Linked DNA regions of Homo sapiens: all the other regions are linked to region 3. A link is a loop called in an ENCODE intact Hi-C map of the cell type or tissue named here. Cell type or tissue: PC-3. All regions are shown on one strand.

What was found. Hi-C counts contacts between places; a loop is a spot of excess contacts. Peaks named below come from ENCODE experiments on the same cell type or tissue, not always from the same donor. Only the 100,000 strongest peaks of a DNase experiment are listed, where the experiment ranks them.
Region 1: a loop joins it to region 3, with 11 times the contacts of the local background. A loop is called at or near these places in 17 of 110 quality-filtered maps.
Region 2: a loop joins it to region 3, with 2.7 times the contacts of the local background. A loop is called at or near these places in 5 of 110 quality-filtered maps.

What each region holds. Positions count from the first base shown.
Region 1 is chr12:58,299,423-58,307,422 of GRCh38, forward strand. No RefSeq gene overlaps it. Among named protein-coding and RNA genes, the nearest start is that of LINC02403, 220 kb to the left of the region's middle. In PC-3, a CTCF peak has its summit at 3,143; a DNase peak (open chromatin) is centred at 3,189; H3K27ac peaks cover 713 bases.
Region 2 is chr12:58,171,568-58,179,567 of GRCh38, forward strand. It overlaps LOC105369786 (a long non-coding RNA gene), which reads right to left and starts at 6,427. Exons shown (of 3, transcript XR_945004.3): 1 at 6,355-6,427; 2 at 5,747-5,910; 3 at 4,969-5,088. RefSeq lists an enhancer at 1,104-2,303. In PC-3, CTCF peaks have their summits at 4,908 (motif pointing right) and 5,110; a DNase peak (open chromatin) is centred at 4,914.
Region 3 is chr12:57,979,074-57,987,073 of GRCh38, forward strand. It overlaps the pseudogene ST13P8. Among named protein-coding and RNA genes, the nearest start is that of ATP23, 42 kb to the left of the region's middle. In PC-3, a CTCF peak has its summit at 4,234 (motif pointing right); DNase peaks (open chromatin) are centred at 4,248 and 5,228.

The sequences.
Region 1 (8,000 bases), 320 kb after region 3:
AATGATACAGATGATGTACCAGATAGAACAGAACAAAAGACAATCAAATTTTTAGGTGCACATTAGGCCTGTCTCTGGAGAAGTTCTATTTTCTTAACATAGTAAGTCTTATGTGTCTCTGGTTTACAACATGTTGTGAAATTTGAGATAGGTCTTATATTTAAATAACTTGTGGGATTATGTGGTATGTTTTATTAGTAGCTATAAGTCATTTAATCCTATTCTATAAAAATAGTCTTATTCTATTGGAAGAAAAGACTGAGAACATTAGAAGAAAATGTGTGGAGAGGAAAAAGAGGAAATTAATATTTGTTCAGTGTTTACTGTGGATTAAGCATTTTACATTTATTAATTATTTTGAACCTTACAACAGCCCATGAGGTGGGTATTATGATCCCATTTGCTGACCAGAAATGGAATCTTAAAAAAGTCAAGAGGCTTACCCAAAATCACACATTTAGTAGGATTTGTTGGGGGCTGCAGCTCCACAGTGGCTGAGCTGGTTTTTCTTTCGGAAGAACTGGAGAAAAACAATTTTCCCACAATAGGCACAAGGCCTTAGCACCGACCTTCTCAACTATCTCAACTAAAATAGGACACTATGGTGATTCATGTTTAAATTTATTCAGTGTTTAGTAAATTTTGTAACACATTGAAATGGGTGAGATAAACTTGAGGGAAAAAGGCTCAACAAAACAATTCCTTTTATATTAAAAATAAACAAATCAAGAACCACAAAAGAAAGCACGAAAATAATTATGTATCAAAGTCAGAGGAGGCTTTGAAATGCTGTTTATTTGGGCACGTGACAAGTTTTTAATTTTTTGTTGCTTTTCAAGATTACCATCTTCTTGTCCATCTGGTTTTCTGAAGAGTGGGCAGAGGATGAAGAACTGACAAGATTAAATACAAGTTTACAGCCTCGATTTTACTTTCTATTGTGTTTTTTCTCTGGCATCACCTGGCTTAATGAGAAGTAGCCATTTGATGAGGACAGGCTTTATTCTTGAGAAGCACTCTCTTTCCTTCCAAGGTTAAGTTTAAAGACAAAATCCTTCCGTTTCATTCAAGTTCTGGCATTCACAGCCTGTGAGGTCACTTTAAGACATCTCAGATTTTGTTGTGACAAAGAAAAATAACCCAGGTTTTGTGCACCCACGTACAAACCTAATTTGGTGATTCCTAAAATTTTCTGTCAGCTTTCTGTAGGCAGGAGGTTAAAAAAGGTAGCTGTTTAATCTCTGTTTAATCCTCAAAGTATGTGCCAAAAAAGGATTTTTCATATGATAGTGAAAATAGCTCTTTCATGCATATTTTCACCAGCAAAAGGTTTAAGTAGGATTTTGAAATATCTTCAGTCACCCCTTTACCTATCTGAGTTATTCTTATTTCAGTGATGCCATTGGCACCTTGTCAGAGATGTTCGGGGACAGAGGCATTCTAGTAGGAAATTTAAAACTAAAAGAGAGATGAGACAACTTTGTTACCCAGCTGAATCATAATTGTGTTTTAAGAAGCTGATGGTACTTCAGGAACACTAAAATACAGATAGCATATTATTATTATTAGGATTATTAACCATTATAATATTGTTAATTGCTGTCACCGAGCTACTGTACAACAAAGCCTTAAACCCAACTCCCGTCTTTCTGAGCCCAGAGCCCAAGCTTTCCTAACCACCGTATTATATTGTTTCTTTGACCCTCCTTCTCCACCCACCCAGCACTCACTCCAGGCCAGCTAATTGCCGCTTCTTGCAGAATTTCCTCATCATGACACATCTGTTCCGATTTGTAGCTCTCTGTATATGTGATGGTCCCACCTGCTGGGCTGTCATGTCTTTGAAAATATGGTCAATGCCTTATATATTACTGTATTTTAAGCCATGAATGTAACAGAAATGCAGATTCAGTCACTTGTTACTTGCACAGTCCGATTAACAGCAAGGTCTGACATAAAGAAAGTGACTTTTGGCCAGTGCGGTGCCTCATGCCTGTAATTTGAGCATTTTAGGAGGCCAGGATGGGCAGACTGCTTGAGGCTAGAAATTCAAGAGCAACCTGGGCAACATGGTGAAACCTCATCTCTACCCAAAATAAATAAATAAATAAATAAATAAATAAATAAATAAGCCAGGTGTGATGGTGTGCACCTGTAGTCCCAGATACTCAGAAGGATCATGTGAACCCGGGAGATGGATCGAGGCTGCAGTGAGCCATGATCATGCTACTGCACTCCAGTCTGAGTCTGGGCAACAGAGTGTGACCCTATCTCAAAAAACAAAACAAAACAAAAAAACAAGAACAAAATTAAAAACAAAGCAATTATTTATTCCAAAGCTAGCTTAGGGGAAGAAGTACAGGCTACCTGCCTTAAAGGTATTGCTTCTCTTCTGGGGCAGAAAGCAAGGGCTTTTAAAGGGGAACTTGGCATGAACGGCACACAGGGAGGGATGCAACAGGTGGGGATCTATGTGACTTCGTGCCTTATCCACCGAGTGGTCAGCCTGGCGTCATTGAGGGCAGAACTAGATTGTAAAGTGGCCATTGTTTCAAGATGCTCTACCAGTGGGAAAGAGTTTCATAGCAGGCTTACTTTAAGTGTAAATTGCTCAAGGCAATCTCCTGGTGGGAGAGGTCTCAGCTCTGAAGCTTCTAAGCACACAGTTAGATGAACTTGCCTTGTAGGGAGTGTCTGGTGAAGGGAAGGTAGAAGGTTATAATTACATTTCTAAAGAGCCAAGTAGGAAGTGGGGAACAGGGGAAGAGGAGGAAAGAGGAAGAAAAAAAATTAAAAAATAACTCATTCTTTTTTTCCTAGAAAAATGGGGGGTCCTTGATTACGTTAGTGGGTAGTTTCCATTTTCTTGGCACAGAATTGTCTCTTCATAAACGTTTGTTTAGTGAATGATTACTCTCCTGAATAGTTACTATTTTATAACTTTATTCTTTAATGCACATTTTTGGAGTACAAAACTTCAGAAATAGAATCAACATTTTTAATAATTGTCAGGCTTCACACAGAAAGAGGAGACTAGTTAAATAAACTCATCTTTGAAAAGGTCTTTTAAGACTCTCCCCCAACCATCACAAAACACAGGAAGAGGAAGCAGTAAAGCAAACCTGTGGCTTTGGGAGACACCTACTGCCAGAAAGGATTGCAGTTTGGGGTGGAAATATTTCTGATACCCAGGTTGGTGTTGTGCCAATTGTGACAGTTGGCAAATACAACAGTTTTTATTGTATTTGCTTTTAAGAAAATATTCACATCCCTTTGAGTACAGGTTCCCTGTAGTATCTAAATCAATAGTGCCTTTAGACTCCATGTGACATTAATCCAACAAGAAAATCAGGTTCTCGTGCACCCAGATTTCCACTTGTACCTGTCACAATCAATTAAATTGATAGTGATTACAGAGAGATTACTTGGCTTGCTGAAGACCACATGGCCAGGAAGAAGGTTCAAGGCCAGAGCCCAGGCCTTTTGCTCCAGTGTACTTTACATTTACCAGCTGCCTCTGGGCTAGAAAAACTGCAGTTGTGTTTTCTGCTCTTACTTCAAGAGGTTGTTATATATCATGAGGTTAAGTACCTGATAGTTGTAGGCAGACTGTAATATATACAAATGAAGAGTACTAATATTAAATCTAGCAGATTAACCACAAGCTTTCCTCTCTGTAGACTCAACCAGGCAAATCTGGCCTCTTAAAGTTTGCTGAACTGTCTAATTCCAGGAAAAATCTGCCTTAAAAAATCTCAAGCACCCAAACTGTGAAAATAAAAATTAAAAGAACTTATGTCCCGTTGATGTTTAAGAATAAACAGACTTTTAGAAAACTCAGTGTTACGGCAAAAAAGAGACTGAAGAAAGATATCTGTGAAGTTCAAAATTTTGGGAGTAGTTTTTTCTTTTACCTTTTCATTTTATCGGCCTGCCTGTATCCACAATGGTAATTCTTTATTTTTTTCCCCTAGGTTTGACTTTTTTTCTCCCAACTCAAGAAAGTCCTACTGAGAGAAAATGCTTTGCAGAATTGTTTAATTATCACTAGATTTCTCAAAAAAAATTGTGACAGGGACTAATAATTCAGATTCAATGTTCAGTCTCTTTTTTCTACCACAATAGAACCACTGGTTTTTAGCTGTGCACCTGGCTTCTAGAACAAAAACTCTTATTTACAAACCTACCTTTTAGCCAGGTGTGACCATGTGACTAATCACTGGCCAATGAGATATGAGGAGCAGAGACGTGTTGGACTTCTGAAACTCTTACCTCCTGAAAGCGGGTGGGAATAATGTTCCCCCTTTTCCCACCCTCTTTCTTTATCCTGCTGCTCAAAATGTGGATTAAGATGAGCTACTTTGCACCAGGTAGATGAGAACAGAAACCTGAGGCTGTTGGAACCTGGGTCTTTTTTTGCATGTGACGGGGTTTTGCTCTGTTGCCCAGGCTGGAGTACAGTGGCATGATCATAGCTCACTGCAGCCCTGAACTCCTGGTCTCAAGTTTTCCATCCTGCCTCAGTTTTCCAAAGTGTGAGGACTACAGGTGTGAGACACTACATCCAGATGAGCCTAGATCTTTTAATGCATTTGCAAAACAGGGCTGTCCTACCAGCTTTCATGACTAGAAAGAAATGAACTTCTGTCTTAAGACACTGCTATTTTGGGCCTATTAAACATATAGCCAAATTTATATATACCCAATATAAATGCAGAGAAGGTGGCAGATTATTTTCAGATCAGAAATGAGTTTGAGGGCTGGGCACGGTGGCTCATGCCTGTAATCACAGCACTTTGGGAGGCCGAGGCAGGTGGATCACGAGGTCAGGAGATTGAGACCATCCTGGCTAACACGGTGAAACCCCATCTCTACTAAAAATACAAAGTATTAGCCGGGCGTGGTGGCCTGTCCCTGTAGTTCCAGTTATTCAGGAGGCTGAGGCAGGAGAATCACTTGAACCAGGGAGGCAGAGGTTGTGGTGAGCCAAGACTGTGCCACTGCACTCCACCCTGGGTGACAGAGTGAGACTCCGTCTCAAAAAAAAAAAAAAAAAAAAAAAAAAAAAGTAAAGAAATGAGTTTGAAATAAAATAATGATAAAATAGAATAAGAAAATTATCTTGTCCATATACTGACTATTCTATGGTGGCTAAACTTACAATAATGACTTGAATATCTGTTGGTGGACAAAAGCAAAGAGAGAATTCAAAACTCTGTGAATCAAGATTTATTTTATTACATATTAGCACCAAAAAACTAGGTATTCAAGTCTTCCATAATAATTTCATTCAGGTCAGGTCTATATTTCAAGCAATGGGCATTACTGATGAACTGTTTCATCGGACAACAACAATCAACTATCTAATTTATCTCGTGTTTGAGAGAAGAATGCTTGCTGTTAATGAGGAATTCTATCTTCTCAAGATGAGGGCTTTAGAAGGAATATCTGACCTGTTAATAGTTTGAAAAGACTTTAAGCCAATCTCAAGTCGCAGTAAATCTCAAACTTTGTAATTAAAATTAAGCAAATGTTCATGCATCGTTTTTAATTTGTGTTGTATTGAAAAGCTTAGGAAAAGAAAACTATGTGAGGAGATTAGGAGCCAGGGTGGGCAAGCCTGAATCTCACAGCGAGGAAGGAGGAACCAAAGTGTGATGAATCTTACAGAGTGTGATGATAAAGTTATGAGATAGACACCCATGAGAATAAATGAACTTGCCTTACAGACTAGATGGTTGCAACTTCATAGCTTCCTAGGGAATTTTACTATGTTTACTATCTTACTTACATAGTTTGTTTTTAGCCTATGTCAACCATATAGGCTATCAAACATGTGGCAAAGCTAGACGTTTTAATTTCCTGCCTTTCCCAAAGTAACAAGTTAGTTCTTTTCCAGTCTGTATGATGGTTTGGAAAATACAATAAACTAAACATACTCTTGCAGACACATGTGTGTGTACACACACACACACCTGCTCATCTATAGTAAATGTCTCTTGATTTTGATGAAGCACTGGATGCCGTGCTTGTATATTTCCTTACACATTCACTAATGTGGTCCCCACCACTATCTGTGAGGTGGGTATTTTATTATCCCCAACTTATAGATGAAGAAACAGCGACCATTTTTTGAGTGCTCTCTATGTATAGAGTGCTTCAAATACATCATTCCATTATTTAAGTATGTATTTTGATGTATTTAGTTTTTAATCTTTAAAGCCAGGTACACTGAGTGCTTTTTTTTTGAGACAGAGTCTCGCTGTGTGGCCTGGGCTGGAGTGCAGTGGTGCGATCTTGGCTCACTGCAACATCTGCCTCCTGGGTTCAAGTGATTCTCCTGCCTCAGCCTCCTGAGTAGCTGGGATTACAGGCCCGCATCACCATGCCCAGCTAATTTTTGTATTTTTAGTAGAGATGGGGTTTTACCATGTTGGCTAGGCTGGTCTTGAACTCCTGACCTTGGGTGATCTGCCCGCCTCGGCCTCCCATAGTGCTGGAATTACAGGCAGGAGCCACTGCACTCGGACAATTTTTGGTTTTTATGAAGGTGATTTTTGGGTGTAGATAGTTGTTAAATTGGTGTCCTTGTTGGGGAATGATTGGTAGAGACTTCTATTCCTCTATCTTGCCAAAAATCTCCTAATTTTTAAATTGTATATGTTTAAGGCATACAACATGATGTTTTGACATAGTGAAATAATTACTACAGTCGAGCCAATTACTATATCCATTGTCTCACATAATTACCTTTTTTAATGTCGTAAGAGCACCTAAAATCTACTCTCTTAGGAAATTTGCAGTATACAGCACAATATGATTAACCATAGTCTTCATGCTGGACAGGTATATCTTGTTTTATTGCACTTCACAGATATTATGTTTTTTACCAATTAAAGGTTTGTGTGGCAACCCTGCTTCAAGCAAGTCAATGGGCACCATTTTTCCAACAGCATGTGCTGACTTCATGTCTCTGTTTCACATTTTGGTAATTCTGGCAATATTTTAAACTTTTTCACTATTATATCTGTTATGGTGATCTGTGATTAGTCATCTTTGATGTTACTATGGTAATTGTTTTGAGGCTGCATGAACTATGCCCATTTAAGATGACAAACTTACTCAGTAAATATGTGTGTTTTGACTGCTCCATCAGCTTGTGCCCCCATCTCTCTCCCTCTCCTTGGGTCTCCCTATTCCCTGAGACACAGCAATATTGAAATTAAGCCAGTTAATAACCCTACAATATCCTCTAAGTGTTGAAGTGAAAGAAAGAGCTGTATGTCTTTAAATGAAAAGCTAGAAATTATTAAGCTTAGCTTGGAAGACATGTTGAAAGCTGAGATAGGCTGAAAGCTAGACGTCTGTGCCAAGCAGTTAGCCAAGTTGTGAATGTAAAGGGAAAGTTCTTGGAGGAAACTAAAAATTCTATTCCAGGAAACACACAAGAAAGCAAAACAGCCTTATTGCCTATATGGAGAAAAGTTTGAGTGGTCTGAATAGGAGATCCACCCAGCTACAACATTTTCTTAATACAAAGCCTAACTCAGAGAAAGGCTTTAACTCTCTCCAATTCTGTGAAGGCTGAGTGAGGTGAGGAAGCTGCAGAAGAAAAGTTTGAAGCTAGTAGCAGTTGTTTCGTGAAGTTTAAGGAAAGAAGCCATCTCTATAACATAAAAGTGCAAGGTGAAGCACCAAATGCTGATGTAGAAGCTGCAGCAAGCTCTCTAGAAGATCTAGCTAGGATCATTGATGAAAGTGGCTACATTAGACAGCAGATTTTCGATGAAGATGAAACACCCTTTTATTGAAAGAAGATGCCATCTAGGACTTTCATCACTAGAGAGGAGAAGGCAATGCCTGACTTCAAAGTGACAAAGGACAGGCTGACTCTCTTGTTAGGGACTAATGCAGCTGGTGACTTTAAGTTGAAGCCTATGTTCATTTATCATTCTGAAAATTCTAGGGCTCTTAGGAAGTATATCAAATATACTCTCCCT
Region 2 (8,000 bases), 190 kb after region 3:
GATTGACTTTGTATATTGATGGAAGTCCTTCCTGACCATGTTATTATTCATTGCAACAATTTTAGTTAGTTAATTATTTATTACATTGTTCCCCCTAGTAGATGTAATGGAACAAGAATCTTTATACAAGGACTATACAAATGCTGTCCTTCTACCTTATATAATGGAAGGCACTTTTGCCAGTTCAAGATAATTGCTATCATTAAATATTGATAGAGCATAGCTGTTTTTTTTTTAAATTTCTAGAAGTAGAAATAGAGGAAAGAACTCTGGGAAATATAATCAATGTGTCCTGGACTTATCATCCAACGGGCACCAGGTCTCAAGGAGGAAGAAAATTATTTGGGAGAAGAATGCTTTTCTTTTTGATTTTTAATAAGAGACCTCCCAGGTGCTGACTATTGTCTGAGCTGTGAGAGAAAGGAGACATTTTACAAGGCAGAAGGGAAGAAAGAACAAGCACTTTTAAAGATCAAGCCAGAGTACAACTGTGTGTGTTCTTTAACCTTGGGCATGCTGCCCAGAAAAGAATGCAGAAGGAAAATATAAGTTGGCTTCTGCAATTGGAGTAAGACTAATTAGAAGAAGGAGGCAGAGGTCTTTGAGATCACTATACGGAATGGAGTCTCAGGCTGAACGATTAAATCTGAAACAACAGCAGGCCTTGGACAGATGAAAGCAAATCAAATTGTGAGTGGGAGTCAACTTTGCCTCAAGCAGGCTAAAGAACAGAGAAGGCAAGTCATAGGGTCCTCTCCAGCAGGGCCCTAGCCCGCCTGGAAAAGGCAGAGTTATGCCCTCTTCCTCCTTTCCCAGAGCAATTGGAGTGGTTTTATTCTCATAAAAATAAAATAAATGTATTCATTCACTTTCTCTTTCCAAAAACGGTTTGAAGAGTTAATAGAACATTAAGGGCAAGCTTAAACGAAGGCAAATAACTCACAAAGGGACAATGTGGGGGTCTCAAGTAGGAGTTTCTGCCCTAGGACCGGTGGAGGGGATGGATTTGCCTCGTTGCTTTGGTGATAGCGTGCGATGGCGGCGGTGGGAACAGGAGCTGTTTAACACGTGATCGCTGTGTGTGTGCGTGTTTGTGTGTAGGAGTGGTTTGCCTTAACCACCTATCACTAGGCTTCACAGATTTGGAAGGGAGTATGTGTTTCACTTAGGACCCAGAGAATGGGGATATATGGGGTACTTCCCTAACATTTAGACGCCCTGCTGTCTCCTAGTCTGGTCATGAATGCTTCTGAGGAGGTCTCAGGACGCTTGACGTCATCAGGTGGAACCGCGCACGCACTTCCTCCCTCTGCCAGTTCTCAAGTCAGCACAGCCCCGGGACCCCACGGTGTGGAAACACCACCCCACTGGTTCTCCTAGGGCAGTGTGGACATTGTTTGGCCATCTTTTTCCAGCTCTCAATTTTTTTTCTCAGGTGCATCTCGATGAGATGAGACCCAGCAAAAGAAAAGAAACCTTAACCTGGGATCGAAAAAAAGCATTTGAAATAAAATCAATCATCTTAGAATCAGGGCGTGGCAAAGGAACACTCAGGACTGTGGGTAGTGGTAGGACACACTCACATGTCTCACACAGATGTGCAAAGGAAATAGAGTTTGTTTCTTAAAACTTACGCGATCTTCCTTACCGACCGCACTCTCCTGGATGGTAGTAGTTAGGGAAAGACGCGGAAACCAACTTTAAACTTGCCAATTAACGCTATTCCAGAACCTTGGGATTTAAATAGTCGCTCTCGGATGACTTAGTTTCTTTTGGGTAAGTGTTTAGTCGTTTATATTTCCACCTCATGCCCCTCCCCCTCTAGGATGGCCCCTGGATAGATCAGGGTGTGGGGCATGTGTGACCTCACGTTAGCAGGGTAGACACGGGAGTTTCCGATGCATGCGGGGCCCTTTGCATCCTCACTGGTCTTTACTGCGTGATAGCTGAACTAGTCTGTTCCCTGAGCTGCTGTTGGAGATGGGCCTATCTGGCTACTTGGAGATCAGGTACCTAGCACCGAGTTCATGCTTTTGCCTCTGGCCATGCAGTTCTTGGATGCTGTAACCGTTTTATCCTGATTGCAATCCTCCACAGGCCCTCCTGTCCTGGAACACCTGATCCAGGGCGGACAGGAGGTCCCAGATCTCTTGTGAACCTTCCTGGGCCTTGGGAAGCCAGGAGCGCTGCCAGGGCCCTTCTGTTTAGCCTCCTCTCTCTACCAGTCTGAACTTTTGTTCCCATGCTATTTGGGATGAGGCCCTGGGTATGTTTACTCTTGTGCCTTGCAGGCTCCCCAAACTATGCCGAGGGGAGCTTGCCAGTACAAATCCCACTAACTCATGTGCTCGCCCATATCTACCTGGATGCTTCTACCGTGTCTTTTCCTCCCAGGGTTTCGCTTCAGAGGCGATAAGTGAAATCATGAGTATTTTATCTGTTATTGCTTCTCTCTCCTCCCCATATTCCACTGGGGTTTGAAACACGAAGGGCTTCCATTTTCTCTTCCTGTCTGGTCGGAACTTTCTTGACCCTATACTCTCCTTCTTCTTGCGGTGGCATGTACTTTCCCTCCCACCACAGCGTAATGATGAAATGACTGCCAGGGAACCCTCACCATACATCAGTAATGGTTTCACAAATATTTTTCCCATTATGTGTATCAGGAGACAGTGGTGAGCCCCTTTGTCCTTACAATTGTTATGGAAGTTTTCTTTTGTAACAGTTGTCCAGAAATGGAATAGGACTGGTGATTGCTCAAATACTATTTATGGTTTACTATTTAAACATTAAAACTATGAATGTGGAAACAGAAACCTTTGCCTCTGTAAATTGAGCATCTGCAATTTTTGTGTTACAAACTACCATTAACCCTCTTTGTTTTCAGAGCTTGGGATGTTGCAAAGGTCCTGAAAAAAATTTTTGCAGTTTGGCTGGAAATGTTCATGCTTGATTTCAACACATTTACAGAGCATTCACAGGAAATAATTGCAAGTTCACACAATATGCTCTGTGGGTGTGATTCGGATCAGCTCTCAAGAGCACGGAATGAAGGCTTTCAGCCATTTAGGCAAAGAAACATTAAAATAATGATAAAAGGATCCCACTGCAATTGAAGGGAGTGAAAAAGAATTAGATAGTAAGGCACACATTTTATCTTCCTTGGGATCAAAAGCTGCTGGGCACACCAGTGGATCTGAATTCTATTATATTGAGAAGTATTCTTAGGGTTTTAAGGATTTGAGCCATGTTAGTTTTGTTTGTTGAATCCTGGTCATAGTAACATTTCACTTCATGGGGGAATAATAGGAGGTAGCAGGGAAGGCTCACAGAATGGAGCTTACTCTTTATGAGAAAAAAATGTGCTAAAGATTTGAGACTTTATTGTTACCAAATGTGGAAGAAAGTATTTTTATGATGCCAGTCTTGTCTCCTGAGACCTCTGAGTTGCTAAACATTGATCTAAACACTGTGAGGGCTGAACAGGAAAATGCGAGATGGGACCCTTACCTTAACATTCATATGAGCTGTTTTGGGGGGTAAAACATGCTTCTGTGGAAGGACTAAATGCAAGTTAACACAAATTAAAGTGTGCCCAGCCTAAGAAACAGAAATCTGAAAACCTGAACACAGAAGACCAAAATCTTAGAGTATATAAAACAGTGATTTGCATAGCCAATGATCAAATATAGGATATACTAAAAATGTAAATATATGCTTCAATTTATTAATAATGATAGCTTGCATCTGTGTTGCCCTTGACTGTTTTCACAGCATTTTCACATACTTATTTTCACACTTCTCACTACTGTTGACCTATTGACCCATTTTTCTGGGACGCAGATATAAGGCAATTGTTAAAGTGTCATACAATTATTATGCCATAGAATCATCACTACTATTTCCTTTTCAGTTGGTTTTTAAAACAATTTTTTCTTTTGGTAGAGACATCTCACTCTGTTACCCTGGCTGGTCTTGAACTCTTGGCCTCAAGCAATCCTTCTGCCTTGGCCTCCCAAAGTGCTGAAATTATAAGCTTGAGCTACCATGTCTGGTCTGATTTAACTTAGTAAGAATATTGCTTTTACCATAGCACTGTACTCCAAAAATCCTATGTCTACTACAAAAGTTTTTAGTTTCACTGTTGAATTTTTTCATGAGATAGACAGAAATACTGGAAATACTGGAGCTATTTTTGGAATTAACTGATATTGTATTTGAAACTTCAGTAATGACAATGACATAAAACTGACAGTTTCAACTTTTGAAGTTTTTTTCTGCTTATGGAGTCACTCCACACAGCTTTCACTTTACCTTTTGTATATGCACAGAAATATTTGGAATAAAAAGTAAGTGAAATTTATTTAGAAGAACAGTCATTTGATATAAATAAAAAGTCATGCCTCACAGAATAATACATAAACACATGTTCTGCAGCTGAAAGTGCTAAATCTTCATCTCTGGGCATAGTCGTCTTAAAATAATTAACTTTTGAAGTAGATGAGGATGCTTCTTAGGTTTGTCTTCAGGTTTTCATGTGGTCAGTGATATCACGATGGCCCTCATGGTGGATGGTAAGTAAGTCTTAACAAATGTTCTTGAGACGTAGAAATTCAATACTTAATTTTTTATTAATAGGCACTTTTAAAAAGATCATTGCAGCTGAAGAGTTTATTACAAAATAAAAAAATTACTGAACACCATATTATAAATGACAAAATCACTTTGGTAAGAGCTTTCAGACTACTTTCTATGATACATTCTATGGTGAAACTGTTCAGACTGTACTCTGATATGTAATGTAATTTCCCACATTTCCCTCTCAATGGTTAGCTGGGAGCCTGGCGTCTCTATGCATTTAGGCATTTCACACAGGCTGGTCCACCTGGCTTATTCATGAAATCGCCAGCAGAGGGAGGAATGATGAGTAGTCTCCTACCACCCGACACTGGAAGTTCGCGAGTGCTTGGATCTGAGTATCTTTTGTCATGTGGGCTTGTATCTGAGTATCTTTTGTCATGTGGGCAAGCATGCACCCTGCATGCTGTTCTTGAAAGTGAGCTATTAATCACGTTGCTCTGAAAAGGGCTGGGAAAAGAGAGATGGATTGTTGATCATCTTTTCGTTTTAAACCATGTGTTAAAGTTAGATCTCTGTTCACTGCCCTGTGTGCCTTACACAAAGCCAAGTAAGAATTATGGCAGAAGCTGGAAGTACAAAGTGGAAGTCTACCAAACCTATCCTGACTTATTTTAATGCAGCTTTAATAAAAATTCCTCAAATGGGACAAATGCTAAACTAGTCCTGGGTCAACAGGCATAAGCCAGTGCTGGCCCAGGGATGAGGAGAATGATATTCACTCTAGTTAAGGACAAGCAACCTCTTTTCTTTACCACATCTTATCCCTTCACATTTGAAACTTTCTTCTCTGCCCCAGATGGATCTCTTCTCTAAGTCAAGCATCCTTATTTCTTTCCTCTGTTCATCATATGAGGTGGATCCCTGCATTGTCCCCTTTTTGGGTGAAGGGTAGGACTACTCAGTGTCCAGACTTTGACTTCATGTTTGATGAACTGTTCAACTAGTTGTTTCTACCTGTGTGGATTAGCTTCTCTGGCTCTGCCCTTTGACATGATGGGCTTAAGAGGGGTTTATAGGAAAAGAAACTGAGGGACCAAATAGGCAACCATTTCGTGTTCCCAGTTCTACCTGAAGAACAAGTGTGATCCCATCCTGTTCATTTTACCTCTGTCCTGTACTGTCTTCTTCATCTGCTTCCTTCATGACATTTCAGAGCTCTCTGTGCATCTGGGTCTGTCTCACGTTATGCAAAAGCAGGTGTAGAGGCCACTGAGTCTGCTTTCTTTATCTAATCACAGTGGTCTAGCTCACCTTCATGCTTCCTTTAACCTGGGGGATAGATATGCTTACCACATCCTGTATTTTTTTTTCCCAAGACTTGACCTCCCAGGCTCAAGTGAGTTTACCGCCTCAGCTTTCCAAGCAGCTGGCACAACAGGTGTGCACCATGATGTCTGGCTAATTTTTTGTATTTTTGTAGAGATAGAGTTTTGCCATGTTGCCCAGGCTGGTCTCAAATGCCTAGGCTCAAGCCATCCATCTGCCTCAGCCTCCCAAAGTGCTGGGACTACAGGCATGAGCCACCATGCCTGACCCTTTGTTGTTCTTATAGAACTCATGTATTACTGTAAATGAGCACCCTTCTAATGATAAAGATATACTTTGTTCTAGAAACAGAATTAAAATAATTTCTTAGATTTCTTCTGTGGCTTATTTCCACAAAATGTGATCCATGCCCTTATGGAACTACTGGTTGCTCTTTAACTTAGATACCTGTTGTGTGAACCATCAGGCATGAGGAACACACTAGTTCTCTAATCTCCTGCTAGAGATGCTTCCCTAGATCTCCTTTCCCTACTTCATCTGTGTTCATTACATTCTCCCCACATTGCTCCAGGCAGAAGGTGAAAACATCGGGGCAGGAGATAGCAAGGAGGTGAGCGCAAGACTGGACAACTTCACAAAGTGATTAGACAGAGCAGAGGACTGTAGAAGGTGGTGAAAGTGATTCCTGTCTCACTCTTCACCCATAAAAATGGTGCAGAACTTAGATTTGTCAGTAGGATCATAGAATGCTGCTATTACTGATCAGAATCTTTGCAATCATATGGTTCCAATCCCTTCATTTCATAAAAGAGAAATAAGAAGTTGAAGGAGGCATCAGTCTGGGAGTAGAATATGGGTCTCTTAATTCTGTTCATCACCATATCTTCTTATTCATGGGTGCCTGGCATAGCAAAAGCTGGGGGGCAGAGGAGAAAAGACTAGGAGTATTGGAAAGAGTATTGTTTTGGGAGTCAGAAAATTTATGTTCTAGTACCAGCTCTGCCATCAAATATCTGTGTAATTTTAGGGAGTCAATTTGCCTTTCTAAACATTAGTGTTCTCATTTATAAATTGATAATATCTAAAGTCTCTTTCATTTCTAAATCTCCACTGAATTGCTGCTTTCCTTCTAGCATTCACTAAGATTTACTTTTAGCTAGATTCTATTCTAAATACATAATCATATTTAACCTTTAAGGAATTCTGAGGTATATTCTGTTATTATTCTATTTTACAGATGAGGAAACTGGAAAGCAGAGAGGTTAAGTAACTTGCTCAAAGTCATGGGACTAATAAATGGAAGATGAAACATGACTCCAAAACCCACTCAGTGGGTGAAAGATAAATGTGTGTGTGTGTGTGTGTGTGTGCGCACGCACAAATGAAGGAGCTTCGGAATCTGCAATATTCACTGAGAGGGGTGTCCAGTAATAAAGAGCTGAGAAACATTGGCTTGAGTCCTACAAGCCTATGTAAGATATATATTTTGAATACATTTATGGACTGCTGTTGCCAGTCGAAGTCTTTTTGCAAATTGTCAAAAATGAAAGCATTTTCTTATTGAGCAACCAGGCACAAGTGGCATAGCTCTTAATTCTTAGATCTCAGAACACTTACCAATCACTCTGGCTTCATAAAATGCCTTTGTTCACCTTGGCTTGCAATCACATTTCCCTGATTCCTTCTTTGAGTTAAAATATTTTTCTCTACTCTTCTGAAACAGAGGCTAAAATTAATAGACAATATTACAACAGGCAATTCGTAATCAGAGAATTGATTTAAGACCTATTATGACAGGTAAGCAAAAGTGAAATTTTAATGAGGGCTTGGAACAACACTTTTTCCTCTTTGATTCCTCAAATGACTGATGGTTTGTCATTTTTAAAAGGGCTTATATTTTGCACTGTCATTATGCTAGGTATAATGCCATATATTCTCTCCTATGAGGTGGTTTCTCAAATAGAACATACCTGAAGTTTTCCATCTCCCAAGGAAAAATGCTCATAGCATTACTTCTTGAAGTGCATAGTTCTTATAAAACAGTAATCTTCAAAATCTTTTGCTTTATTGAGAAATAATTTACATGCACAGAC
Region 3 (8,000 bases):
CAAATGGAAAAACATTCCATGCTCATGGACAGGAAGAATCAACATCATGAAAATGGCCATACTGTCCAAAGTAATTTATAGATTCAATGCCATCTCCATCAAGCTACCATTGACTTTCTTCACAGAATTGGAGAAAACTACTTTAAATTTCCTATGGAATCAAAAAAGGGCCTGTATAGCCAAGACAATCCTAAGCAAAAAGAACAAAGCTGGAGCCATTGTGCTACCTGACTTCAAACTATACTACGAGGCTCCTACAAGGTTACAGTAACCAACACAGCATGGTACTTGTACCAAAACAGATATATAGACCAATGGAACAGAAGAGAGGCCTCAGAAATAACACCACACATCTACAACCATCTGATCTTTGACAAACCTGGCAAAAACAAGCAATGGGGAAAGATTCCCTGTTTAATAAATGGTGTTGGGAAAACTGGCTAGCCATAGGCAGAAAACTTAAACTGGACCCCTTCCTTACACCTTATACAAAAATTAACTCAAGATGGATTAAAGACTTAATTGAAAGACCTAAAACCATAAAAACCCTAGAAGAAAACCTAGGCAATACCATTCAGGACATAGGCATGGGCAAAGACTTCATGACTAAAACACCAAAAGCAATTACAACAAAAGCCAAAATTGACAAATGGGATCTAATTAAACTAAAGAGCTTCTGCACAGCAAAAGAAACTATCATCAGAGTGAACAGGCAACCTACAGAATGGGAGAAAAATTTTTGCAATCTATCCATCTGACAAAGGGCTAATATCCAGAATCTACAAGGAACTTAAACAAATTTACAAGAAAAAATCAACCCCATCAAAAAGTGGGAGAAAGACATGAACAGACACTTCTCAAAAGAAGACATTTATGTGGCCAATAAACATATGAAAAAAAGCTCATCATCCCTGGTCATTAGAGAAATGCAAATCAAAACCACAATCAGATACTATCTCATGCCAGTTAGAATGGTGATCATTAAAAAGTCAGGAAACAACAGATGCTGGAGAGGATGTGGAGAAATAGGAACGTTTTTACGCTGTTGGTTGGAGTGTAAACTAGTTCAACCATTGTCGAAGACAGTGTGGCTATTCCTCAAGGATCTAGAACCAGAAATACCATTTGACCTAGCAATCCCATTACTGGGTATACACCCAATGGATTATAAGTCATTCTACTATAAAGACACATGCACATGTATGTTTATTGCAGTATTATTCAGAATAGCAAAGACTTGGAACCAACCCAAATGCACATCAATGATAGACTAGATAAAGAAAATGTGGCACATATGCACCATGGAATACTATGCATCCATAAAAAAGGATGAATTCATGTCCTTTGCAGGGACGTGGATGAAGCTGGAAACCATCATTCTCAGCAGACTAACACTGGAACAGAAAACCAAACACCAAATGTTCTCACTCATAGGTGGGAGTTGAACAATGAGAACACAACAGGTAGAGGAACATCACACACCAGGGCCTGTTGGGGAGTAGGGGGCTAGGGGAGGGATAGCATTAGGAGAAATACCTAATGTATATGACGGGTTGATGGGTGCAGCAAACCACCATGGCACGTGTATACCTATGTAACAAACCTGCATGTTCTGCACATGTATCTCAGTCCTTAAAGTATTAAAAAAAAAAATCCACAAAAATTAGCTGGGTGTGGTGGCACATGCCTGTAGTCCCAGCTACTCAGGAGGCTGAGGCAGGAGAATCGCTTGAACCCAGGAGATGGAGGTTGCAGTGAGCAGAGATCACATCACTGCACTTCAGACTGGGTGACAAAGTGAGACTGTGTGAAAAAAAAAAAGGCATTGGCTTTGAGGTGAAATATGAATGCTTAAGGCAGAATACCTCAATACCAGTTTATATTATTAATTCTGGAAAGATTTTAAAGACAATGTTATATGCACTGTTTTCTACAACGTGTCCCTATAAACCATTTTTGAGGGCATTGGAAGATTATGGTGGCTGTTTCCATATTAAAATGTTAATGTCTGAGTCAAGTTGGTGGTTTTTGAACCTGAAAGATCAAATAGTTCTATTTAATTGTATTAACCAAATTGATTTTAAACCAGCGGAATTATTTGCAGTGCTTAAAAAGTCATTATTTTCCATTCAAGTGAGATAAATGGGTCACCTTGGGATTTGCAGCTGGAGTTTTCCTTTATGATAATATATTGGGAACCAAGTCATTTGTCCTAATGACACTCTCAGCAAAGGTTCACCAAACCTGTCTTGATTAATTTTTCAAAAGCACTTGAAGAGATTTACCAATTACACTTTCAGGGGTTGATTTGATCAGCTCCACATGGTTGCACAATCTGCATCTTGCTACTTAAACTCCAACAGACCAAAATGGTTAAAAGAGGTCTGATGGAAATAAACTATGAACTCAATTCTAATGTGGTCTAAACTTGTATGCTTTAAATTACTGCATATTTGGGATGCTGCATATAAAATGATCTAATGCAAATTCTCAAATTCTGAAAAAGTAGTGAGGGAGCAAATATTAATTCCATTTTGCCAGTGAGAGATACTGTGACAGAAAACGATAAAGGAACTGAAGATGGCACACTGAACACCACCACAGGACGATTAATCGTTTTCTTTCATCTCCGCTCCCATCCTTCGTTTCTGTGGCAGTTATCATTACATTCTGGCAGTAATGTGGTGGTAAGTAATCTGCATTTTCAATTCTCACAGACATTATACAGTTCCATTTTGAAACAAATTGCTTTTTCTTTTTTGGTCTCTTCTAAAATCTTTCTTCTCAAAGTATGGTCCTTGGCTTAGCAGCAATGGCATCAACTAGTTGCTAATTAGAAATGCCCAGATTCTGCTAGATCAATCTGTTTCATTCATGTGTATATTAAAATCAAGAAGCACTCTCTGGCCAGGCGCAGTAGCTCACACCTGTAATACTAGCGACTCTGGAGCCTGAGGCAGAAGGATCTCTTGAGGCCAGGAGTTTGAGACCAGCCTGGACAACATAGTGAGACCGTGTTTCTAAAATAAATAAATAAATAAATAAATAAATAAAATTAGCCAGGCATGGTGGTGCACCTAGTCCCAACTACTTGGGAAGTTGATGTGGGAGGATCGCTTGAGGCCAAGAGTTCGGGGCTGCAGTGAACTGTGATTGTGCCACTGTACTCCAGCCTGGGTGACAGAGTGAGAATCTGTCTCAAAAACAAACACACAAAATCCCAAAAAACTTCCACAAGTTCAGCTGTGCAAGCTTGAGAATCACTGCTTTAGCATAATGTTGCATCTGGGTGGCCTCACTTTCAAACTTACCATTCGTAAAACGGAATTTTTATATGCTTTTTATATAGTATGTTTGTTGCTCCATAAAGGAAGTTGAGGAATTCAGGATTGTTCTTACTTAATCCATCCATTAATTAAATAACTCTTCTTTTAAGAACAAATGCTTTTAATCTCATGACTAACAAACCTTGTTATGTCAATTTGTGCATTAAGCATTGTTATGTGAAAACCTACTCAGCGTTTCACAAAATGTGAGGAAAGAAATAGAAAATAAAGAAATGTGTTTGGTTTTAGTCATTATTACGGTAGGATAAACTCTGATTATCATAACAGAAAAGAATTTCAATTATGAAATTCAGAGCACACATGAGAATAGATAAGGTCACTAGGTAAGATACAGGAAATCCAGTTAAATTTGAATTTCAGATCAACTGTAAATATTTTTTTTTTACCTAAGAATTTAGCATTTTTTAGTATAAGTATTTAGTAGAAATAGGTTCCATGAAAGTACCTGGGACATAGTTTTATTTGCTAAATCTGGCAACCCTAAGAAATAAGCCAGGCAAAATGAGGGGTAAATTATTATATTTATAATCATTAAAAATTGGAACCTATATGATATGCTATCAGGCCAGCTACATAAGTTACCTTTTATAGAATATTTTACAATTAAGGAGCAATAATGTATGCTGTGTTCCGTGATTGCAGCTCAATATGAAATCTCTAAGTAATTTTGATCAAGAAATTTCTTTGCGTTGATGTCGAAACACAAGCAATAATAATTTAAAATAATCCCATGCATCCTGATTACCATTCTACTAATTTTATTAATTTATGTGTAAAATGTTGAACCAAAACAATACACTGCAATGTTCTTAAAAGAAGAGGAGAGAGAGAGGAAAAAAAAAGGAGAAAAAGAAAAGCCATACCGAAATTCTGAGCTGTTGGAAAACTCAGCCAGCAGCAGAGGGCACTAATGTATCACTGATGAATTGTGCATCACAAGAGGCTTAAACATTTTTTTTTTTTTGCCTCGCACTAATAAACTTTTATTTCACTCAAATTAGAGCAATAATCTTCCATACATAAGTATTTTCCCTGCCCAATAATTCAAATAAAAAAATCCAAAATGATTAATAAAGAAAAATATAAGAATTAACAGACCCTTTAAATTTGTTTTACATATTTTTAAGGTTTAAAAAGGGTTTAAAGTTTGTAATTCCTAGTAGGAAAACATTATCTGAATGAATACTCTAATGGCAAACCACCGTAAAATGCTTCAGCTGCATTCGGGGGAGAGGGGTAGGGATTATCTTCAAAGCACTCCAGCTCTCTTGATGAGAAGGTCAGAGGTACACCGGTTTGTATTACTGCATCATCCATAAGGTGATCTAGGTTGCTTTTCCTTCAGCAATGCCTTTATTTATCGGAAGGGCATTAGGCTTGACCTCCAAATTTGGCTGACAATTTACTGATAAGATTCATAACCTTTGGATTGCTCTGGTATTTTGACATATTTGCTGGGTTCTGAGCCACATCCTGGAAGGCCACCATGACTTCTGGATCCTGCAAGGCTGCAGGAACCTCTGGATCACTAAGAATTTCATTGGGTCCAGGCCTTCTGGCCATCCTAGGTATGCCCCCTCCATTCCAGGTATTCTTCTGGGAAAATTACCAGGCATTTCCCCAGGAAAGCCACCTGGAAAAAAGCCAGACTGAGCTCCTGACTATTGTCTGGCTTCTTCCTCCCTCTGGGCTCTCTCATGCTCTTCCGAGTCTTCTTAACTCTTTCTATTCTTTCTTTGGTCTCTCGCTCTTCACGTTTTCGCTCATACTTTCTCCGATGTTCTGTAATTTCCTGTGTCCTAGGTGGAATCAGGATTTTTTTCAATGACTCTGTCACAGTCTCGGATGGCAGAATTTGGCTTCTGTAATTTGATGAAGACACTGGCCCTCTTGGCATACAAAATAGCCAAGTGAGGATTCAGCTTGATGGAATCTGTGATAAGTCAATGGCTTTCTGCAGTTCACCATCATTTAGGGCTTCAACAGCAGCCACTTTCTTATCATTTGCCTGATCCATCATCTCCTCTGTTATCTCTGCATTTTCATCTCCCATTTCTTGAGGGGCATCAGTGTCTGGTTCAATCACACCTTCATTATTAATTTCTAGATAACTTTCCTTACTGGATGGTTCATCTGCCTTTAAGTCTTCCTCCACATTCTTACTACCAGATTTTTCTTCCTTGGTATTTTCTTCTGATTTAGCTTTCTGACTAGCAGGTGGCACTTTACTCCCCATGCTCTCCACCCACTCCCTCAGGAAGCACATTTCCTTGGTGTGCAGAACGCTGAGATCCTGCTTACACATTTTCACAAAGGCCCGAAGCGTGTTCACTTCGGGAGGCGGTGGGCAAAGCTAAGGGGCTGTGGCTGGTTCCAGGCCCAGGTGCTGGCTTGGCATGACCTCGTAGAAGCAGGCGGCTGCCGGGAGACAGAACACACTAGAACCTTCCTGGCCACTGGCTCCTCTTCACCCAACGGTCTCGTGACCCCAGGTCCTCTGCCTGCTCATTCCTATTCCCTCTGCGCTGCTCCTGCCCTCTCCCTAGAACCTTCTAGAAGCGTGGCTGTTCGTGCTGTTCCCTGCCTTTCTGCGCACACATGCTCATATTCTTAACTAGGGACCAGCTCCCTGGATGGGGCAACCCCTGACATGGGTGCCTTCAAGGAGGCGGGGGATAGCAGCCCTTTCAGGGAGCAATGTCCAAGAGCATATTCTGTGGCTGCGTGCACTTGAGGCTTAAACATTTTTGTAATGCTTTGTTCAACTTAGATTTTATTTAAATATTTATTTTAATCAACTTTGCCATGCAGTGTTGTTAAAAGATTAGAAACTAAAAGCAGTTCTAGTGTACTGTTCAGCACTTGCATGACCCTAAATAACATATATATATATATATATTTGCTTAAGATCCTTCGCTAAAAAAGTACTTAACCATTTTGGCAACTGGATGTACTATGTTTCTGGTTTATGCTTGAATGCCTGGGTCTTTACAAGTGTGTTGACTGTGTGTGAGGGACCATAGGTCTAATTAAGGAAGGCAGTGGTGGATGGAGGCTTGTGAAGTTAAGGAACTAAATCTAGTTGGGTGGGAGATGGCCATGGCTGGACTGACTTAACTCCTGAACCAGACAATGAAGTGTCATATGATACATTTCTGTCCCCAGGCATACAAACCTATACAGAGGTGTGTATAAGTGCAGTAAAATTCAGGACTATTTCATTTTCCCCACAGTAATGCCTTTATGGACAGAGAAGGAGAGTTCATTTTGGCCCTCTTTGTGCTAGCCTTGGCATTGCATATATTTGATTTCATTCCAGTTTCATGACAACCCTGTGAGGTAGGTGTTATTATCATCTGTTTACAGATGAAAAAATCCCCAAGGCTGAAAGAAAGGATATATTTCAATGAACACTATCCTTGTGTATAGTGGGCACTCAACATTCATCTAATGTAGCATTTCTTAAACTTTGGTCTGTAAGACACTGGTACCATTCAAGGTTTCATAAGTTTTCCTTATCAAACAATTATGGGAAATGTTGCAAATTTTAACTGTCTCTTAGAGTTTCACAATGCACAAAAATGTTTTAAAATTTCTTAAGAAATTATGTGGTAATGCAACTTATTTAACTTTATGCTTAGGTTTCTCAATCTTATTTAGCTAAATAATTTTTCTTTTCCTCCCATTTTTAGTAGAACTACCATCCATGTGGCAAGGCATACACCTTTTGTGAAACATGTTTTGAAAAACATGGGTCTAATTATGTATGGAGTATATTTTCTGGTAGGAATTAGAGGAGTTAGTTCATTATTATCATCATTCTTAGAAAATATGTATTTGGGTGGCGATTCCTCAAGGATCTAGAAACAGAAATACCATTTTTCCCAGCAATTCCATTACTGGGTATATACCCAAAGGATTATAAATCATTCTACCATAAAGACACATGCACATGTATGTTTATTGTGGCACTATTCACAATAGCAAAGACTTGGAACCAACCCGAATGCCCATCAATTATAGACTGGATAAAGAAAATGTGGCACATATACATGATGGAATACTATGCAGCCATAAAAAAGAATGAGCCCATGTCCTTTGCAGGGACATGAATGAAACTGGAAACCATCATTCTCAGCAAACTAACACAAGAATGGAAAACTAAACACTGTATGTTCTCACTCATAAGTGTGATTTGAACACTGAGAACACATGGACACAAGTAGGGGAACATCACACACCGGGGCCTGTTTGGGCGTGGGGGCAAGGGGAGGGAGAGCATTAGGACAAATACCTAATGCATGCAGGGCTTAAAACCTAGATGATGGGTTGATGGGTGCAGCAAACCACCATGGCACATGTATACCCATGTAGCAAGCCTGCACAGTCTGCACATATATCCCAGAACTTAAAGTATAATAATAAAAAAAAGAAAATAGGTATTTGGTACCTTCAATTTGTAGGGCATTGGGATAGAATCCAGAGATATGACACAAACCCTGTTAGAGAGAGAGAGGAGTTTACAGTTTATATGAAGAGGCAAAAATGTCTTTGGTTTGAGTGGGAATGTAACTTTAACTCCAGTGCTCTTCTTTCTTTAATTTTTAGCGTAGGATGGTGGTCATGGATAACAGGGTTTCCAATGATTTCTTA